Regions from separate parts of the Homo sapiens genome. Here region 2 is linked to region 1. Evidence: chromatin loops called from intact Hi-C (ENCODE). Cell type or tissue: PC-9. All regions are shown on one strand. Links, peaks and the distances in the headings refer to the core of each region. The heading gives the core; the rest is flanking DNA.

Region 1 (10,960 bases), core at 1,492-9,491:
CGAAGTCTTGCTCTGTCCACCCAGGCTGGAGTGCAGTGGCGTGATCTTGGCTCACTGCAACCTCCACCTCCCGGGTTCAAGCAATTCTCCTGCCTCAGCCTCCCAAGTAGCTGGGATTATAGGCATCCACCACCATGCCCAGCTAATTTTTGTATTTTTGGTAGAGATGGGGTTTCACTGTATCGATCAGGCTTGTGTCGAACTCCTAACCTCAGGTGATCCGCCCACCTTGGCTTCCCAAAGTCCTGGGATTACAGGCATGAGCCACCACGCCCAGCCTATATATGCATTCTTATTACTCTTAGTAAGTATCAGTAATCAAATGATGTGTGCAAGGAATTTTTTTTTTTCTTTTCTGAGAGGGAGTCTTGCTCTCTTGCCCAGGCTGGAGTGCAGTGGCACTATCTCGGCTCACTGTAACCTCCACCCTCCCGGTTCAGGCAGTTCTCCTGCCTCAGCCTCCCAAGTAGCTGGGATTACAGGCACACACCACCACAGCCGGCTAATTTTTGTATTTTTAGTAGAGACGGGGTTTCACCATGTTGGCCATGCTGGTCTTGAACTCCAGACCTCAGGTGATCCACCTGCCTCGGCCTCCCAAAGTGCTGGGATTACAGGCGTGAGCCACTGTGCCCGACCTACAAGGAAGACATTTTTAAAGTTCTTCCCCCTAGAATTCATTCTCTAACTAAAGAGATGCATGCAGATGCTAAAAGGAAAAGTTTCTGTCTAAAAGGTGGGGGAAAGTTGCCCGCGCTCTGCACTCTTCTCCCTCCTCCCACCGGCGCCACAAACTCTCAAGTTACATTTCCTTCCTCAGTGATGCAGAAGGTGTGGATTTGGTATAAGCTTTAAGGGTTCAAATAGACTGGTATTTCCACCCTACAGAAACCATCATTTAAGGATTGACTTCCCTGCACATTCTGAGGACAGGGCTTCCCTCCATCCTCAACCCCTTTGCTTTTCCCAGAGCACAAGACAAAACCACTAAGGGCTGCACAGACTCAGTAGGTTCCAAACACAGGAACAGTGAGAAGCAATTGCTGCAAGCCTTGGGCCATGAGGGAAAGCCACGGCCGGTGGCCCACAATTTCTTAAGATGAACCCCCGACAAAAGCTGGCCTAGTCCAGGACAGCAGACGCCAGCAACCCCCTCCCACCCGATTCTCCCTAGGCTTTTTATTACCTTTACTTGATCAAAGGAAGGAAAGCAATCCGTCTCTCTTCTACTTGTTTCATAAAAGAAAACATAATCATAGTTTGACACATTACTTTTGGTGGGTGCACAGAAAGAATATGCTATATTAGAAAGGGAGAGAGGAGGAGAAGGGGGGAGGTGAAAGGAAAACAAATTGGCTGCCTGCGGAGGTCCAGTGTCAAACGTCTGCGGAATCTTGTTCCTTTAGATACTGTGGGAAAGACCATGGCAACGAGGGGCCCGCAGAGCGAGAGAGACAGATGGGGAGATTTGCAGCCCCTCCCTGGGATTAGAAGACAGAACAAATAGGTGAAGCAATCCATTTTCCAGAGCCCAGTGGTAATTTCAGAGTGTTGTGGACCAGGGTATCTGCTTCTCCTCTGTTGTCTTGATAAGGGGTAGGAAAATTTTTAAAGGGAAGATTTTTCATTTTTTTCAGAGAAGACACTCAGTCTCCAAGTTGGTGATATAAAACATGTTTTTACCTGAAACCACCAAGGTATTCTTAACTTCAATCATAAATTTTCAACAGTCCAACTGGTTGTGTACTGATGAATTATTTTGTTAGAAATTATTCTTATTACCATCTCTAGTTCAGATTTAAAAGGTTAGTGGAATACATGCCATGTTAATTATCTTACAAAAATATAACATACCATTTCTGTTGCAAACAAGATTTAGCAATAAGACCGAGAGTGATTTTCTGACTTTTTAATAAAAAATCCAACTGAGAGCTTATGCTTAGGAAATATTTAGTTATCACATTTGTTATGAAGTCTACTTGTCATGAAAAGTCTTTAATTGGGCCACCATAGAACTTTCGTTATTACTTGTCAGGACTTCTTGAAAAAAGTTGAGTGAATGAAACATTTAGTAGCAGGAGAAAGTTGGAGAAACAAGTTAAGGAAGCACAAAAACTAAAAGGTTTCTTCTTCTCCAAGTTGTTGTGGTCACATTTCCTGTTACTGCCTGCCATCTTTCCTCCATCCCCAGGATGTATTGTTAGGGCTTTGAAAATATTCACAGTATATACCTACTGTTCTACTCCCTGTCAAAAACCAGGTGGTATGTTTAAAATCCTGTATACTAAATTCACATTTAAATAAATTTAGTTTTTTAAAAATAGGGAAGACCAGAAAAACTAGCATTATTTTTACCTGATTTTAAAGCAGGGATCACTATATCTCTGCCAGGTTTCTGGTAGCCATGTGGACTGGGCAGAGCACAATAATAGAGAAGAGAAATGAGTGGGAGGAGGTGGGATCCCAGACCGGAAAATGACCCCAGATATTTGCACATGAGAATTCTTATTCTTGCAGGAATATGCCTGGCAGGTGCATTTGGCTTTTTTCAGTTCCCACAGTCAAGTGCCAAATCTCAGCCAGCTTCCCCTCACCTCCTGATGGGATTACCCCCATGGCTACCTCCCAACCCTTCCTGCCCACTTTTCTCCAGATCCAGCCCTGTTCTAATCTGACACTAGCTTACCTGACACTAGCTTAATCTCCTTAAAGTAATGCATTTAGCGTTTATTCCCTTTAAGAACCTGCTGTGGCTCCTGATGGACGGTGGTCGAGTCGGCTGGATCTGCCTGCATGCAGATCTGTCCATGGCCAGTCCCACCCTGTGAAGCTTTCCTCTCACACATCCCAGCAAACACCCCAACTTTGGGTGGCCACCTCCCTCCTTGCAGGTGGCCGCTCTCCTTCCTTCCTTCTCTTCTCACTCAAATCCAAATCTACACTTCCATCAAGGCTCTCAGTCAAGTCCCTGCTAATCCATGAAGCTCTTTCCAAGTGGAACCAGAGAAATGTTAGAGCGAGTAGAAACCTTGGAGATTACCTGGACTGGCTTCCTCATTTCATAAAGGAGAATACTGAAGCTTAGAAATGTTCAGTGACTTGCCCCAGGTCAAACACTGCCTAGAACTCATGTGCCTTGTATCCACATTTGGGCCTATTTCTACGCCATGCCACCACTCTGCCCATCCCGGGTCTGGTCAGCCTGGCTCTATGGAAATCGAATGGAAACAGAACACACGCCACACAGCTTGCCTCTTGACCAGCTGGTGTCATCTTTGAGCTTTTCCGTGAAGTGCACCTTGTCTCTGCACTAGGATTTCAGTCTCCCTCCAGGACAGGGGCCGTGGCTGCACTGCAGTGAGAGTCTGAGAGTCCCACCATAGCCCCTGCCATTGTGCTGGGGTACTGGGCCTGTGCAGACTCCTTGAGCAATAAAAGTTTTTCAAAAAGTGGGATGCATATTCAAATTGAAAGCAAACTTTAATAGCAAAATATACACGCCACACATTGTGTTCTAGTGCTCAGACTTCAGGGGGAGGTATACTTGTTTTCTGAGCAATATTTGCATGTTAGCCATGCAGTGACTTACTCCACATAAAATCCCAAGCAAAGCTATAACCACAACCCATGCTCCTGGGGGGTGGTATATCATATTAAGCAAGTGGGTTGTTTGCTTATTTGTTTTATTTGTTTGTTTTAGCTGTGAGTGTTCTTTAAGAAAAATCAACTCTAAGATCTGGAAGCTGAGACTGAAAATGACACTAAGGATATGCAATGCTGCACAGCTTGAAGGGAAGGGTCTGAGGCTCCATGTTCTCAAACCAGATCCCTGAACCTCTATTAGGTCAGCCACCCTGGCAATCAATTTAACTGACCTAGTCAGCCTTCCTTATCTAAGTCTCTTAGCAGAAGGTGAATCAGAGTATTCCAGACCTCTCTAGGTTCCTACCCAAGGTGTTTGTGCATCTGACTACAGGATATATTTGGGCTGTGTCCCCAAGAAACCTCTGAGAGGTACTAAGAGTGACTGGGACCCTGCTACAGCAGTGACAACTGTTAGTGACAATGACCATGGCAGGACTCTATGGCCATAGGGATGGCCCCTCCACATGTGAGCTCTCAGCACCCTGTACATGAATGTACATGAGGACTTACTTTTATTTATTAATGGGGACTCAGAGACCCCATCTTTCCTTCAAAATTCTCTGTGACTACATCAAAGAAAAAAGAAATCAAGATTGGCCTTGTCGACCTTTTTTATATGCTTCTAAATATGATTAAGAGGTAGTGTTCTCAAGGCTTTCTATAGAAAGTAACCTTCAGTACAAATTATCCCCTGAGAACCTAAGGAAAATAAAGAAAGGAATCTCACACTGGCTGGCTTTTCCCCGTGTGGTATCCTTGGGATCTGAGACAGATTTCAAGTTCAGTTTCCAGGTTTGTCATCCCCACTCACCCCTCCTCCACTCCTCAGCAAGTTTACAGCCATGTATATTTAGTGTCAGCTTCCAGAAAAGGTTTGGTTGACTTGAGAAAGGTTTAATAATTGCTGATTGAGAAATTGTGTATTCTTAAAATGGGGGAGAGGATAAAGGGAAACAGAAACACAAAGGGGAAAGTAATTATTTGGGCCAAAGTACAAGAAACGGTGTCTATCAGAGAAATGGTCCAAAGGGAAGGAAGACCAGAAACAGGATCCCTAGTGTCCGGGAAGCTTTCTCAGGTTGAGAAGTCTCCTGAACAGCAGGTTAGATCTCCCTGTCCTACTCCAGCATTAATCACCCTGCCCCTCCTGTTCTGCTGTTATCCTCCCACAAGCAGTCACCTTGGAGAGAAGTGGTAATGGTTGCAGCAGCTCTTAAAGGAGGCGTGTAACTTTAGGTGGAGACGTGTATATGTGAATCGTGGTTATGCTGTAAAGCAGCCTGCCTGGATCTGGGAAGCAGAGTGAAGGTGGGTATGAAGTCAACTAGCTAGAGGAGAAATTACCCCAGAAAGCTTTTGGGGAAAAATGAGGGGGTGGTAGTGGGCATTTGAGGGGATATCATGGTAAGGAGGTCAGACTTGGCTTCAGTTTCTGGTGGAAAGAAATTAGGAAACTGGTGCTACATCCCAGATGTTTAAGCAAAAATATTTATGCTTTTAGAAGGGATAGGTGGCAAAAAATACTTGGTGCATAACCTCCATCTTTGAAGGCCTCTATTGTTATAGTCAAAAAGGTGGATTTATTCCTCACTAAAAGTTTCCCATCAACTTCCCAAGGGCAATTATACTGTGCACAGGATAAACACAAGACGTATAAAGAATGTTTATTCTAGGGTCTCATTTCATATTTAGCTACCAACTTAACTTTTATCCTAAGCAAAAGTGGTCATTTGTAAACAGGGATGTTTTCCTTTACACAGCTGAGGAACTGATGTGACCGTTAAGAACCAACAAAATCTGAGCTGAAAATATAGGCCCCACCTAAAGTTTCTAACTTCCTCATTATTAATAGGGACGATACTAAGAGCAAACCTTTATGAGCGCCTACTATAAGCCAAGCACTGCTGAATCATGCTTCCCAAGAAGAGTTCTGATTAAAGAGTGAAAAGTTTAAGACGGCCAGGTGCGGTGGCTCTCGCCTGTAGTCCCAGCACTTTGGGAGGCCAAGGCGGGCAGATTACCTGGGGTCAGGAGTTTGAGACCAGCCTGGCCAACACGGTGAAACCCTGCCTCTACTAAAAATACAAAAATTAGCCGGGCGTGGTGGCACACGCCTGTAATCCCAGCTACTAGGGAGGCTGAGGCAGAAGAATTGCTTGAGCCCGGGAGGCGGAGGTTGCAGTGAGCCGAGATTGTGCCACTGCACTTCAGCCTGGCTGACAGAGCGAGACTCTCTCTCAAAAAAAAAAAAAAAAAGAAAAGAAAAGAAAAGTTTAAGATCTGTAGAGAGGATGATTTCTCATTGTTTCCAGATTCCTTTATCCAGGTTACCATGTGTATGTGTGGCGTGGAGTCAAGGGCTGTGTTAGACCTCTTTGAGTGCTATATTCTTTCTAAAACTTATTTTTATGCCCGTGTGTCTCCAAGTCTTTCAAGGTTAAGAAAATACCTGAGCCATTTCTATTTTTTGGAGTGCCCAGGTATATTTACAAAATGAAGAAATGACAATAGGGCGTTTTAAAAATGCAATGTTTTTATTTTAAAAAATACAGCATAGGGCAATTATACCGTGCACAAGATAAACACAGGACATATAAAGAATGTTAATTGATAATGGACTTAGAGCAGCCCGATCTAATAACAGGGCAGAATTTTTTTTGAGACAGGGTCTCACTCTGTCACCCAAGCTGGAGTGCAGTGGCACAATCACAGCTCACTGCAGCCTCAACCTCCCAGGCTCAAGCGATCCTCCCACCTCAGCCTCCTGAGTAATTGGGACTACAGGTGCACACCACCATGCCCAGCTAATTTTTTTATTTTTAGTAGAGATGAGGTCTTGCTGTTGCCCAGGCTGGTCCTGAACTGAACTCAAGCAATCCTCCCACCTCAGCCTCCCAAAGTGCTGGGATTACAGGCATGAGCCACCACGCTCAGCTCAGGGCACAATTTAAAGCTGTAAAATAGATGCTATTTTTCAATCCTCTCAGGATTTCTCAGTGACTATATATGTAAAACCTTGTTCGAAGAATATGTCTAAAAATCTAAACTCAAGGTTCTTGTGGATGCAAGGCCCAGGGTCAGGTGGTCTTATGCCCTGATCCCCCATAGGCCCTCACGGACCAGGTATGAGCCCTTCTCCTAGACTTGCTTCCTCTAAGAAGCTGGTCGTCAGCCACAATCTTTACATAAGGAGAAGTACCAATCCCAGATTTCTAAGTGTTTCTGTTTTTCATTCTGCTTCCTTGTTTTTCCCTGCTCTAAGTCCTAGCCTCCTCAAACCCCACCACCGCAGCTGGGCAGGCTTCTACTCATAGGAATGGGGGCCGAGGGTGGGGAAAAGGGTAGCCCTCCTCTCAGAGCCTCAGCATCACATAGTCAAACCCAGCTTCCCACAGACAGGTTCAGCAGTCGGGAAACCGGCAGAGCAGGCTGACACGGGCCCTCCCTCTCACGGCCTCTGGAAGGAAGGAAGGAAGAACATGGGGACACCAGAAAGGCAGCTTGTGGAAGGCCTCTTCTCAGGCAGTCAGCACTGATCTCTCTCAGCCCCCCTCCCAAGGCTGTGGCGGTTCTGGAGATGACGGCGGGAAGTGCCCTCGCCTTCCCTCCACAGCATGCCCTGAGCACTCAGCTTCCCTTCCCTTCCCTTCTTCCTGTCTTGTAGTGGTTGCAGCAGAGAGCTCCATTTGGCAGCGTGGTGGTGCTCTTGTCTATTAATGGAAACATTGGCCTGTCTCCCAGTATAACACAAGATAGGCCTATGCATCAGTTATGCAATCTTTGCTTTGATGACTTCATCAGAAAGGGTGGGTACAATAAGAGAGAAAGGCTCGGGTTGGGGGAAACAGTAGCTCAGGAGGGGGAAAAAAATCTCCCTAGCAGCTGAAGACAGCTGAGACTGCTCCCCCTCCCTATTTTTAAATCAAGGAAAGAAAGGTAGCAAACATATGGGTAAAAAAAACCTAATGGAGCAGCTGACAAACCACTTTCAGTCCATGTGTCCTGACAGCGGCCACTTGCATGCCGGCAGAGGCTGTGCTCGTCTCAGTGGTGCAGGTTTCCCAGCCCTGGTGACTCAGGTCTTCTTTCCACGGAGAAGACAGTCTGTGGAGGCAATGGCAGTTTTCACCCACCTCTCGAGTTCTTGAACTCCAAAGGTCTGGCTGGTTCTGGCCATGCACTGTGGCTTCAAGCCTAAGACAGAGAAAAGCCACAGAGAGCTGGGTGGTGCCACAGAGAGCAGGCTTGTCCAGGTAGACCAAAGAATTCTTGGAAGATGGTCAGTACCCTTCCTCTGGGACTTAGGAGCTCTTTGTGGCAGCAATGTAAAGCCGACCTAGTTGCTGAACCTGTATCCAAGCCCAGTTGTGGAAGCCATGTACAGGTTTTAAAAGGGGACCTGCCACTTAAGCATGTCTGTTACACCCTCTAGAGCGTAAGGTGGGCTCAGGGAGAAATAGTCCAGGTCCCAGACATAACCTGGGCCCCTCTTGAACTCTACATTTCATTCCATAATAGTTTAGCCTTATTCTTAACAAGCTTTTAAAAATAATACTAAAAGTAATATATATTCATAATATAAAATTTGAAAAAGTATAAAAATAAAAATCCCTTATAATTCTTGTCTAACAAGACTATCCAGTGGCTAGTGTTTTTAGAAACTGCTTTTTTCTTTTTTTTTTTTTAGTTTTAACACCTGAGGACATAAAAGAAAAAAAAAAAAAAACTGCTTTCCTCCCCTGCCTTTCTTAACTATATATGGTAAGCTTTTTCCTATGTGATTAGATAGTCTAAGGAGGCATGATTTTTATTGGCTGCCTAGTATTCATGGTATGGATGTACCATAATTTATTTAATCAAGCTTCTATTGTTGTACACTAATGAACTTTTAACCAATGTAGAATTGCTTTGGTGGTGGAATTAATCACAAGAAAGGGATCAAAAGGACTCTATAACTTACATCAAAGGCAGACGAAAAGCATAACTCTCAAAGTTGTGTTTCCATTGGAGGGACTTATGGTAACTATGTTCAAAGCACTGATAAGGACAAATGGTATTTTTGTTGCTTTTATCCCTGCAAAAAAGGGCCTTGAAAGGCTGACCTTCCTGTGGCTGGTGGCATTCTCACATTTAGCACTGGACTGCCAACTTTAACCCTTTCTTTAACATTCAGCAGAGGGTCAGCTCAGGAGCTCGGAGAAGCTGTCCATTATAGGGCCATCATTTTGTCATCTCCAGTTATACCTGATGTTGGTTTAGGCTAGAATTCATCCCAGCCAATTAGTCAGTTGAGTTCAGTAAATCTGTATTTTGCTGCAGCTGTGGCCCTAGCTCTGTGCTGGATACTGGGAAGACTCATAGTCTTGGTCCCAAAGGAGCTTAAAAGCCTTGCCAGGAAGGATGCCATAAGGATATCATCCTGCCAGGAAATGATCACTTGGAAGCACTTGGAAAGTTAGAAGCTTCTACCTCTCCCATGTTACTTAGTTAAGAATCAGTAGGTGTGTGTAATTGTGTATATACCATGATCATAAGCATAAAAATATGTTATTGCATCTGGGATAAAACTAGGAGGAAATATAAAAACACATCAAAATATTAACAGTGGTTACCTTTGAGTGTAAAAAATGAGTGTTAGCTTTTTTCTGTATACTTTTTTTCTATCTATACTTTTCTGCATTTTTTTTTCTCTGTACCTTTTTTTCTATCTATACTTTTCTGCATTGTTTTTCAAATGTTCCCCAGCAATTGGGCAGCAGAGGAAGGAATCGGCAAAATGTATATTTTTTAAGTAATTGCCCTATCAATTAAGCATTTAGCTCCTAAAATAATGGGGACCAAGACCTTTTTTTTGTTTGTTTGAGACAGAGTGTCGCTGTATTGTGCCCAGGCTGGAGTGCAGTGGTGCAATCTCGGCTCACTGCAACCTCCGCCTCCCAGGTTCAAGCAATTCTCCTGCCTCAGCCTCCTGAGTAACTGGGACTACAGGCACACGCCACCAAGCCCAGCTAATTTTTGTATTTTAGTAGAGATGGGGTTTCACCATGTTGGCCAGGCTGGTCTTGATCTCCTGACCTCAGGTGATCCACCCGCCTTAGCCTCTCAAAGTGCTGGGATTACAGGCGTGAGCCACCATGCCTGGCCTGACCATGACAAGTCTTGTTCCCCTTTATTTTAGGAGCTAAAGCTAGCACCAGAAACACAGCACTTCCCTCACCCTGAAGGATGCCCTGCATGATCAAGAGGTTTCGGCAGTAAGAATAACAACCACAAGCTGTTTGTTATGTGCCAGTCACTGGGCCCATGGTGGAGCTGAGTTTCTACCCAGGCCTGTGGGGTTCCCCCAATGTACACTGTTCCTTTCTAGAAGCTGAACCAAGAGCTTTGCTGGACCCATTTAGCAGCCTTCGCATTGGGCCCCAAGTTATTGCTGCTTCAGTGATAAGCCTCCTAAATTGATGAACTCTGCCTCAAACTCAATCATCTTGGGGACACAACCATCACACATCACAAAACAAACCTTTTAATCCAATCTTCTTCAATAATCTGCTGAGACAGAGGATATTAGATGGGGTGGGCCCTTTTGGAGCTCTGCTATGAATTTATTGTAAACACCTCTCCAAACCCACAGTAAAAATTTTTCTGGAAAAAGAAAGTTTGTAAAAGAAAACCAAATCACTGCCTTGACACCTGATCAACTTCAAAGGGAATTGTAAGGTTTTATTTTATTTTGTTTCTTCCTTCCACTTATGGTTGAATGATCTAATCTTATGCCCTTTCTTTAAATGTCAAAGTTGATACCACAGAGGCATCCCAATTTTGGGTACCAGACAACATATTAAAAAAAATGATGCATATTTTGGTGCTCTTTCAGTTGCATCCTTTGATCCCAAGGGTTTCTACCTTTTTATTCTATGCCCATTCCTCTCCCCACCCCCTTCCCATTTCTTTTTATTCCAACATCCTCCTGGGTGGTCCGCTCAATTTAGACCAGATGCATGTTATGGTCAGTGGAAAAGTCAGAATCCCAGAGACGCCACCACCAGACAAGTTCCTTAACCTCTCAGAAATTTGGGCTTAAAAAAAAAAAATCAACAAAATGAGTTAAACATACAGGTGAAAGCCCCTAGTAGAGTGTTTTGCAATGAGTAGGTGCCCCATAAGTGTTACATTCTTCATATTTGAAGAACTCTTTCAATCAGAGGGAACTTTCCTCAAATCATAGCTTTCCATAGTTCACCTTATTACACGAGGGACTTGTAAGTCTAGGGATGTCTGATGCTCCCCTTAGCAAGGGCATTATAGGGGACTCGCC
Region 2 (10,960 bases), core at 1,434-9,433, 250 kb before region 1:
TCAGGTGGGATTTATCCCATTAATGTAAAGTTGGTTAACATCTGCAAATTAATCAATGTAACATAATGTATTAATAGACTAATGGGCAAAAACCATGTTATCATTTCATTAGGCAAAGAAAAATCATTTGACAAAATCATTTGACAAAACCCAACACCCATCCATGATAAAAACTTCAACAAATAGGAATAGCAGAAAATTTCCTCATCCCGATAAAGGACATCTATAAGAAACCCCCCAGTTAACATCATATATAATGATGAAAGATGATATGGTTTCCCACTAAGGCAGGGAAAAAGTAAAGGGTGTTTATTCTTGCCACTTACATTTAACATTATACTAGAAGTTCTAGACAATGCAATAAGGCAAAAATAAAGGAATCAAAAATGGAAAGTTTATTCACAGGTGACTTGATCCTGTATGTATAAAATTTTAAGGAATACACATACACACACACACACACACACACCCCCCACCAGCACCACCACCACCACCAATTAAAACTAATAAGTGAGTTAAACAAAATTGCAAGATACAAGATTAATATACAAAAACGTTCCATTTCTATTAATTAATTAATTCATTCATTTAATTTAGAGACTGGGTGTCTCTCTGTTGCCCAGGCTGGAGTGCAGTGGCACAATCATAGCTCACAGTAACCTCAGACTCCTGAGCTCAAGTGATCCTCCCACCTCAGCCTTCCAAGTACCTAGAACTTCAGGCATGCACCACCTTACTCCACCAATTTTTCTTCTTAGAGATGGAGTCTTGCTATGTTGCCCAGCCTGGTCTCAACCTCCTGGCCTCAAGCAATCCTCCTGCTTCAGCCTCTCAAAGTGCTGTGGTTACAGACGTGAGCCACTGCACCTGGCTGCATTTCTATTATAAAGAACAAACAATCTGAAAGTTAAATTAAGAACCCAATTCCATTCCCAATAATATTTAAAAAGAAAAGACTTAAGACTAAGTTAGCAATAGAAGTGTAAGACTTATACACTGAAAACTGTAAAATATGACTGAGAGAAATAAAAGATCTTAGTAAATGGAGAGACATTCCAGTTCATGGATTGGAATGAAACAGAATTTTGGGAGTCCAGAAATAAATGCTTATATTATGGTCAGTTGGTTTTCAGCAAAGATGCCAAGACAATACAATGGAGAAAACTATTGTCTTTCATCAGGAACAATTGGATATCCACATTACAAAAAAAGTAGACCCCCATGTCACATGAAACACAAAAATTAATTCAAAATGTATATTTGGCCTCAGTGTAAAAGTTAAAACTATGAAACATCTAAAATCATAGAAGAAAATCTTTGTTACCTGGGTTTTGGCAAAGAATTCTTAGATACAACACCAAAAGTGTAATCTGTACAAGAAAAATCGGTAAGTTGGACTTTATAAAAATTAAAAACTTTTTTTTTTTGAGACAGAGTTTTGCTCTTGTTGCCCAGGCTGGAGTGCAGTGGCACGATCTCAGCTCACTGCAACCTCCGCCTCCCAGGTTCAAGCAATTCTCCTTCCTCAGCCTCCTGAGTAGCTGGGATTACAGGTGCCCGCCACCACACCCAGTTAATTTTTTTGTATTTTTAGTAGAGACGAGGTTTCATCATGTTGGCCAGGCTGGTCTCGAACTCCCAACCTCAGGCAATCCACCCTCCTCGGCCTCCCAAAGTGCAGGGATTACAGGAGTGAGCCACTGCGCCAGGCCAAAATTAAGAACTTTTGAGTATCAGAAGAGGAGATTAAGAAAAGGAAAAGATAAGAAAAAGAAAAGAAAAGAAAAGAACCATACTGGGAGAAAAATGTTTGCAAATTATATATCTGATAAAGGACTTTTATCCAGAATGTATCTATGTAATATATGTGTGTATATATGTATGTCTATTTTTTTTTTTTTTTTGAGATGGAGTCTCACTCTGTCACCCAGACTGGAGTACAGTGGTGCCATCTCAGCTCACTGCAACCTCCACCTCTTGGGTTCAAGCGATTCTCCTGCCTCAGCCTCCCGAGCAGCTGAGATTACAGGGGTGTGCCACCATGCCTGGTTAATTTTTGTATTTTTACTAGAGATGGGGTTTCATCCTGTTGGCCAGGCTGATCTCCAACTCCTGACTTCAAGAGATCTGCCCGCCTCAGCCTCCCAAAGTGCTGGGATTACAGGCATAAGCCACTGTGCCTGGCCCTGTATGTCTATATTTTAAACACTCTTGCAGCCAAATATTAGAATATAAACAATTCAATTAGAAATGAGCAAAAGATTTAAATAGACATTTCACCAAAACAGATAAACATGAAGTATGTGCTCAATATTACTAGTTACGGGAATGTGAATTAAAATCCAAGGAGACACAATTTCACACCACTGGAATGGCTGTATTTAAAAAGACACAAAATAGGCTCGGTGCGGTGGCTCACGCCTGTAATCCTAGCAGGTTGGGAGGCCGAGGTGGGGAGATCACAAGGTCAAGAGATCAAGACCATCCTGGCCAACATGGTGAAACCCCGTCTCTACTAAAAATACAAAAAATTAGCTGGGCATGGTGGTGCATGCCTGTAGTCCTAGCTACTCAGGAGGCTGAGGCAGAAGGATCACTTGAACCCGAGAGGCTGAGGCAGAAGGATCACTTGAACCCAGGAGGCAGAGGTTGCAGTGAGCTGAGATCGCACCACTGCACTCCGGCAACAGAGTGAGACTCCATCTCAAAAAAACAAAAACAAAACAAAAAAAGACACACAATAACAAGTATTGGTAAAAGTGTGGAATCTGAAATTCTCATATATTACTGTTGGGAGTGTAAAATGGCACAGCCGTTTTGGGAAAAAAAAGTGACAACGTCTTTAAACTCTAAGGAAAACTTAACCGTGTGGATCAGCCATGCTACTCTAAGGCCATGACACTCTAAGGAATCTATCCAGGAGAAATGAAAATATAGCCACACAGAAACATACACAAATGTTCATAACAGAATCATTCTTAGCTAAAAACTGGAAACAAGCCAAGTTGTCCATCAACTAGTAAATAAAATATGATACAGCCATATGATGGAGTACTTCACAGCAGTTATAAGGAACTCAATGCCTGCTACAAGATGGATACCCCCCAAAATTATGCTAGTTAAAAGAATCCAGATACAAAAAACTACATTTATATGATTCCAATTGTGTGAAATGTCTAGAAAAGGCCGATTTGTGGAGACACAAAGTTGATCTGGGGCTGCTTTGTATTGGTTGTGGGAGTGGAAATTGACCCTAACAGGCATGATGAGACATTTTTGAAGTGATGGAAGTGTCCTCAAACTGGATTGTGGTGATGATTGCAAAGCTCTCAAATGTATTGAATTGTACACTTGAAATTTTTTTTTTAATTATATACTTAAAATAGATGGTTTGTTGTTGTTGTTTTTCTGAGACAGGATCTTGCTCTGTCACCCAGGCTGAAGTACGGTGGCATGATCATGGCTCACTCCAGCCTTGACCTCCTGGGCTCAATGATCCCCCTGCTTCAGCCTCCCAAAGCTCTGAGATTATAGGTGTGAGCCACTGCATCTGACCTGGTGGACTTTATATGTAAATTTTACCTCAGTAAAACAATTTTTTTCAAAAGAAAATCTATTGGCACAGAAGTAACTTTTTAACCTTCAATAATAATATTTTCAAGAACAAGATTTATGTTGGAAATATGTATTAAATGATATTAGTATTACCATTTAAAGTTAGTAAATACTATTCTTATTCAACATCTTTTCAGCACATGTTGATTCATGATTATTAGAAATAGTTTGGTGACCTAGGTTTTCTTGTAGGGTTTTTATGGTTTTAGGTCTAATGTTTAAGTCTTTAATCCATCTTGAATTAATTTTTGTATAAGGTGTAAGGAAGGGATCCAGTTTCAGCTTTCTACATATGGCTAGCCTGTTTTCCCAGCACCGTTTATTAAATAGGGAATCCTTTCCCCATTGCTTGTTTTTCTCAGGTTTGTCAAAGATCAGATAGTTGTAGATACGCGACTTTATTTCTGAGGGCTCTGTTCTGTTCCACTGATCTATATCTCTGTTTTGGTACCAGTACCATGCTGTTTTGGTTACTGTAGCCTTGTAGTATAGTTTGAAGTCAGGTAGCGTGATACCTCCAGCTTTGTTCTTTTGGCTTAGGATTGACTTGGAGATGCGGGCTCTCTTTTGGTTCTATATGAACTTTAAAGTAGTTTTTTCCAATTCTGTGAAGAAAGTCATTGGTAGCTTGATGGGGATGGCATTGAATCTGTAAATTACCTTGGGCAGTATGACCATTTTCGTGTTATTGATTCCTCCTACCCATGAGCATGGAATGTTCTTCCATTTCTTCGTATCCTCTTTTATTTCATTGAACAGTGGTATGTAGTTCTCCTTGAAGAGGTCCTTCACGTCCCTTGTAAGTTGGATTCCTAGGTATTTTATTCTCTTTGAAGCAATTGTGACTGGGAGTTCACTCATAATTTGGCTCTCTGTTTGTCTGTTATTGGTGTATAAGAATGCTTGTGATTTTTGTACATTGATTTTGTATCCTGAGACTTTGCTGAAGTTGCTTATCAGCTTAAGGAGATTTTGGGCTGAGACGATGGGGTTTTCTAGATATACAATCATGTCATCTGCAAACAGAGACAATTTGACTTCCTCTTTTCCTAATTGAATACCTTTTATTTCCTTCTCCTGCCTAATTGCCCTGGCCAGAACTTCCAACACTATGTTGAATAGGAGTGGTGAGAGAGGGCATCCCTGTCTTGTGCCAGTTTTCAAAGGGAATGCTTCCAGTTTTTGCCCATTCAGTATGATATTGGCTGTGGGTTTGTCATAGATAGCTCTTATTATTTTGAGATACGTCCCATCAATACCTAATTTATTGAGAGTTTTTAGCATGAAGAGTTGTTGAATTTTGTCAAAGGCCTTTTCTGCATCTATTGAGATAATCATGTGGTTTTTGTCTTTGGTTCTGTTTATATGCTGAATTACATTTATTGATTTGCGTATATTGAACCAGCCTTGCATCCCAGGAATGAAGCCCACTTCATTTTCTTACATGTTATTTTAAGCCTCTCAAGTAAATGTAAAGATTTCTCTATAGTGAGGTTGTCTGTATGACTCTATAGAGGTTGTAGTCAGCAATACTTCAGACTCTGAAAAATGTGAAAAGTGAAAAAAATCAAGATTACTTTGTCAAAACAAAACAATTAATTTCTTCTGATTCCATCCTATTTCTTTTCTTACAGTCCTGATTTTTTTCTTTTACCTGACAATATACTTTAAAGATACTTAATATTTAAAATATTTAAATTATTCTGGAAGTGATGGAAGTGAATCTCTCTCTCTCTCTTTCTCTCTCTCTCTCTCTCTGTGTGTGTGTGTGTGTGTGTGTGTGTGTGTGTTTGTTTGTGTGTGGTGGGGTGCAGGGGTCAGCAGTGGTACCAAGGGCAGAGACTGGATGAATAAAATTGTTAAATTACTGGCTACGGCATGAATATATTCACGTGTTCCCTGCTGCTATCCAATCCTTTAAAGGCCTTGGCTTTCAGTGAAGAAGGGTAGCCTGACAAAAACACCTGGGTAGGAAGACAAACAGGAGGAGGCTTTTCACCAATGGCTTGGTGTTGCATGTGGGATAGGAAGCAGGCAGCATTTCTGGGCTTCACTGTGATTCCTGTGGGCTCCATGACTCATGGACCGTGAGTCATAGCATCCCACACTGAAGATGGCTGAGCTGAAAGGTTAGACACATTCAGTGGCAAGTTCAACAAAAACTTTGTCCAGATTTGCATGATACGGGTAATAGGGAGGAAGATCAGGCAGAAGGCAGCAGAAGCCGTCGGGCGTGTTTCATCCTTAGATGCTGCCGCAGGGGAGGCCGATGGTTCTGATTTTCCTGGCCGCCTCTCTGGGCAAGTGCTCCAGAGACCTCATTATTTCATTAATTCTTACAGTGCCCTTGTAGCATAAGTAAGGTGGCACCTATTATTAGCAACACTTTTGTTAATGGGACATGAATGAGTCCATTCAGAGTGGTATTTTATTGGCGGACAATGCCTTTGGTAGTTCTGGAAGCTTTGTATCCTTGGCCAAGATTCCTGCTTCTGTCCCGTCCAGAGCCCTGTCTCTGGAGTGTGCTCTCGATGGACAGAGTTTATAAATCGTCGAGAAGGGGCAGTTCTGCCAACTGAGGCGACTTGCAATTTAGTAAGTCTGTAGCCAGCAGCTGCCTCTGCGAGGAATCAAGAGAAGAAGCAGGTTCAACAGTGAGCAGTCACTTCCATCAATGATGCTGAGCAGGGGTAGAGCAGGGTGATTCCTTCAGGAATGTGTGGTATTTGAAAGTGATTGCCCCCTGTTTAACAGGGGTAAGTAAGATAAGGACACGTCCTTCTCACTTCCTCAGCCAGTGATCTTGCTTGTTAATTGGGAGTTGCTTGTTAGTCCAGAGTGTTTAACCTCAATTTTATTGAGATGAAGTTTACATACAACAAATGCACCAATTTTAAGTACACAGTTTGAGTTCTGACAAATGCATACACCCTTATAACCACCACCCCAGTCAAGATGCAAATATTTCTACTCTCTTAAATGCCCTCTTTTGCCCCTTCCTGTCCCTGTTGTATATAAGTTTACGATGGGACAACTAAAGAACTGAAGTGATCTGTAAATGGCAGTTGGATGGCACCGTTTAATGAACTTAGACTTTTCTGTGCTCTCCAGCTCATGAAACGGGAATTTTTGCTTGTCTGGAAAAACTGTTAAAACCCAGCAAAAAATACACCTCAAGGATTAAGTGTGGGACAACTCTTCTAAGGCGTTTCCCCCATTTCAATTAGTTCCCATTATTGTTAAGCCTAAAAGTCCTTCAAAGTAGTAATGGTGGGACAGTTCACTGTTTCTTTTTTTTTTTTTTTTTTTTTTTTGAGACGGAGTCTCACTCTGTCGCCCAGGCTGGAGTGCAGTGGCGCGATCCTGGCTCACTGCAGCCCCTGCCTCCCAGGATTCAGTGTTTCTTCTGCCTCAGCCTCCCGAGTAGCTGGGATTACAGTCACACACCACCAGGCCCGGCTAATTTTTGTATTTTTAGTAGAGATGGGGTTTCGCCATGTTGGCCAGGCTGGTCTTGAACTCCTGACCTCAGGTGATCCGCCCGCCTCGGCCTACTAAAGTGCTAGGATTATACTGTTTCTTGTTTCTTCTTTCTTCCTTTTTTTTTTTTTTTTTTTTTTGAGACGGAGTTTTGCTGTGTTGCCAGGCTGGAGTGCAGTGGCATGATCTCAGCTCACTGCAGCCTCCACCTCCTGAGTTCAAGCGATTCTCCTGCCTCAGCCTCCCAAGTAGCTGGGATTACAGGTGCCCGCCACCATGCCTGGCTAATTTTTTTGTATTTTTAGTACAGACAAGGTTTCATCATGTTGGCTAGGCTGGTCTCGAACTCCTGACCTCAGGTGATCCACCTGCCTCGGCCTTCCAAAGTGCTGGGATTACAGGTGTGAGCCACGGGGCCCAGCCACAGTCCACTGTTTCATGAAAGACTTGTGCTGAACAAAGTGGCCAGGCGGGAAGGTGCACCAGACTCCACGTACTGACAGCTCTGTGATTCATGCCGAGAACTCCCACACAGTATCATCTTCTAAATGGAGATGACCGCAGGGAGAACAAAGATGCCACACCCCAAGAAGAGAAGGAACAGGTTTATATTTTGACATGCTAGAAACACAGAGAGGCTGATTTTTCTTTTTCAACTTCTCATGGACACCATAAAGAACGGCATAAGATAGAGGCATTCTGAACATTCAGTGATGACGCACGGCGTTCCCACCACAGAACAAAAAGATGAGAAGTGACATCATAACAACCCAATGCTATGGTGACCAGCAGTATTCAGAAACAATCGACATCTGTTTTTCTGCCTTACCATGGCCTCTGCCCAGTCATTTTCTTTGAGGCTGTTTGCTTTCAAAAAACTGCTGACCAGGAGACGTCGTATGATGCCAAAATATTTATAAACTGTCCTCCCTCTGGGAGTGAGGGAGAGGGATACTATTGCTTGTTTTAAAATAAACCTTAATGTAGGGCAGGTGAGTGGCTAATTTATCCATTTATCTTTTTAACACGAAGAAAAAGCAGCCTGCTTTTCTGCCTGGTCTACAGTGGGAACAGTGGCTAGCTCACAGATCGTTTCTCACACAGCCCAAACCTTTTCTAAGTGGCAGGTCGGCAGCCCTCAGGTTGATAGTGCAGAAGTGCTAAGTGCATTTGATTGGTATCATTACTGGTCTCTAGTAATTGATTACTGTCCATGGTGAAATATTCAGGGCAAGCACACAGCCAATAGCAATCACTTAATCCATCATGGCTGTTTGTTCCTCATCTCCTGAGACCTATCAGCCACATGCTATCCAACCCCACCAGGCAAATTGCCGATGGCTGCTTTGTGTGTACAATTTACTGTGTATTTACTGTGTTTCCTGCGTTAACCAGAGCCACTGGCTTTAGTGAACAGGGGAAGGCAAGGGAGGCTCTTGCTTTCCAATGTCAAGTTTGCTCTCCGGTTCACCTCTTTGGCCTCTATTTTTGTAGAGATTCATGATTCATTGGCATTGGTTTTCATTGCTTAAAAAAAAAAAAAGTAAGTCGAACAGTGTAGTGGTTATATTAGGAATATTAATTGTAAGACTTGAGATAGGTTGATTGGAATAAGATCCTGGAGAGTTGTTTGTAATGCTGATTTTTTAGAAACAAGAAGTGGGAGAATAATGAATAACAACCAGAACTAATCAGTTTTGTGTGTGTTTAATCCAGTGATAATGACTAAAAGTAGTTCTGTAGTTCTGTTAAATAAAAAGAAGCAGAAATTCAGTGGCTACACCATTTTCTCGGCTTTCTTCCAAAATGCTTTATCCTTGGATCTTGGCAAATATGCCTGTCCCTGATGTTTGCTAAGGAACTGTGATACTCAGCCCAAGCAAGAACATAATAGGAGGAGGAGGAGGACAGCTGAAAGAAGAAGAATAAACAAATGACTACTACGTGTGACAGCACTCTGATGACAAGGGATGACCCTGTCCACAACGAAACTCGGAAAAAACCCGTTTGTATTTATCAGTCCATAGGAAACAATGAGAGCCATGGGAGGCAGAAAGCACATGCTGGTCTGCTCTTCTGCTTATCCTGACCCTGCTTTCCATAGAGCTGGAAGAAACATAATGAGGGCTAGATATCTGCAAAAGAGGATGCTCCTAGTGAACTTGGGAAGCCAGCAGGAGTGAAGTTGAGAAGAGAATGACGAGGCATGGCCTCAGAGACAGCAAAGAGATCTGGTCTGTTTCCATAGCCACTCTTGAAGAGATTGCATTCCAAAATTTATTTAATGAAATTGCTATTAGGGTCTCATTGGAGATCTTTGTTTCCTCTTCTGGTGTGGTTTGCTTAAACTCTCCCTGGTGTCTGTAGCACATGGTAGAATTCTAGCTAATTCCCCACAGGCTAGGGCAAATATGGCCATGTGTGTGGTGCCTCTGAAGGAGCCTTTCCATGGGCACCTCCCTTCACAGGGCAATCCCTAAACAGCACAGAATCTTAATCTTTGTTAAGATTAATCCCTAAATAAGGAATCTATGCATTCCTTATTTGGGGCTACTTAGCTAAATGACATAAACAGCTGGTTTAAGTGATTCACAAGTTAGTTGGGCAAGTTTCACTGTTGCTTACAATCTATTTTAGCTCAAGGAAATAAATTTGCACACCTAAAGGCACTGACCTTTTGTTGTATACAGTGAGACTTCAGTTGTTGCATAGATTATTGTAATAATCCTTCTGCTTATTGGCCAACATGTGATGTACTTTATGATTTGAAGCTCTTTAAGATTTGAGCATTCCTCCTCCAGAACTCTGCTCCATGGTCATGATCAGGTTTTCCTTCTGTGTCTGGGGTTATGTTCCTACGCTCACTCTTGAGTCATTGGCATTGAAAACTAAAATAGTTGCCTGTAAGAAAGATCAACTTTATTACTTCTAGACTTGGCTTGTGCTGTGCTAATACCTGTCACCTTTTAGGAAAGTTTTAAAACTCTGTCAGCTTGGCCTGTTTTTAAAACTTTCAGAGATAGTCTTTGAGGATGTCTTACTATGCTAAAGAAAAGCTAACTTTTGTGTATAGGAAAATATAATCTAGTGGTGTTTCCATGTCATAATGAATGTCCTCTAATCAAAAACTGCCAGAATCTATATTTGCCATATTAAATTGCAGAAAGCTGCAACAGCTGTCTTGTTCTGTGTTTGCTGTTCCATTTATACCATCTGTGATGGTTAGTCTTATGTGTCAACTTGATGGAGCTATACTGCTCAGTTACTTATCAAACACTAACCTAGCTGTTGCTGTGAAGGTATTTTGTAATGTGGTTAACATCACTAGCCAGTTCACTTGAAATAAAGGAGATTACCCAGGGATATCTGGGTGGGTCTGATCCAATCAGCTGAAGGCCTCAAGAGCAAAAACTAAAGAAAGTCTGTCTCAAGACTGAAGCATAAAATCCTGCCTGAGTTTTCAGCATGCTGGCCTGCCCTACAAATTTCAGACTTGCCAGCCCCCACAGTCGCATGAGCCAATTCCTTAAAATAAATCTCATGTTGGTTCTGTTTTTTTAGAGAACTCTGATACACTATCTAAATAGTATATTTGAAAGAGTAGGAGCAAAGTATTTAACCTTGTCTTGTGATCCTCTTTTGTGTAGGCTATGCTATAATAAGTGGATGCCTAATCATGTCTGAAAATTAGGTATGTTGACTTTTTCATACAAAGCAAGGAACACAGAAATTGGTATCCATGCTTGTTAAAATATGTATGAATCCTCTGGCTACTCCTCCCCATTTACAGTTAATTTTAGCACCTTGGTTACTATCCTTTTCTTTCCATCTCAACCCCTGTCAATATATTTGATGATATCACCAT

Evidence for each region. Hi-C counts contacts between places; a loop is a spot of excess contacts. Peaks named below come from ENCODE experiments on the same cell type or tissue, not always from the same donor. Only the 100,000 strongest peaks of a DNase experiment are listed, where the experiment ranks them.
Region 2: a loop joins it to region 1, with 3 times the contacts of the local background. A loop is called at or near these places in 5 of 110 quality-filtered maps.

Annotation. Positions count from the first base shown.
Region 1 is chr4:139,737,091-139,748,050 of GRCh38, reverse strand. All of the region lies in intron 2 of MAML3 (mastermind like transcriptional coactivator 3), which reads left to right. It also overlaps a transcript of MGST2 not described here. Among named protein-coding and RNA genes, the nearest start is that of MGST2, 77 kb to the right of the region's middle. RefSeq lists an enhancer at 7,105-7,605. In PC-9, for the core only: no CTCF peak of the experiment used is centred there; no DNase peak of the experiment used is centred there.
Region 2 is chr4:139,984,296-139,995,255 of GRCh38, reverse strand. The region is part of intron 1 of MAML3 (mastermind like transcriptional coactivator 3); the gene reads left to right. Among named protein-coding and RNA genes, the nearest start is that of MAML3-AS1, 140 kb to the left of the region's middle. In PC-9, for the core only: no CTCF peak of the experiment used is centred there; a DNase peak (open chromatin) is centred at 5,685; H3K27ac peaks cover 937 bases.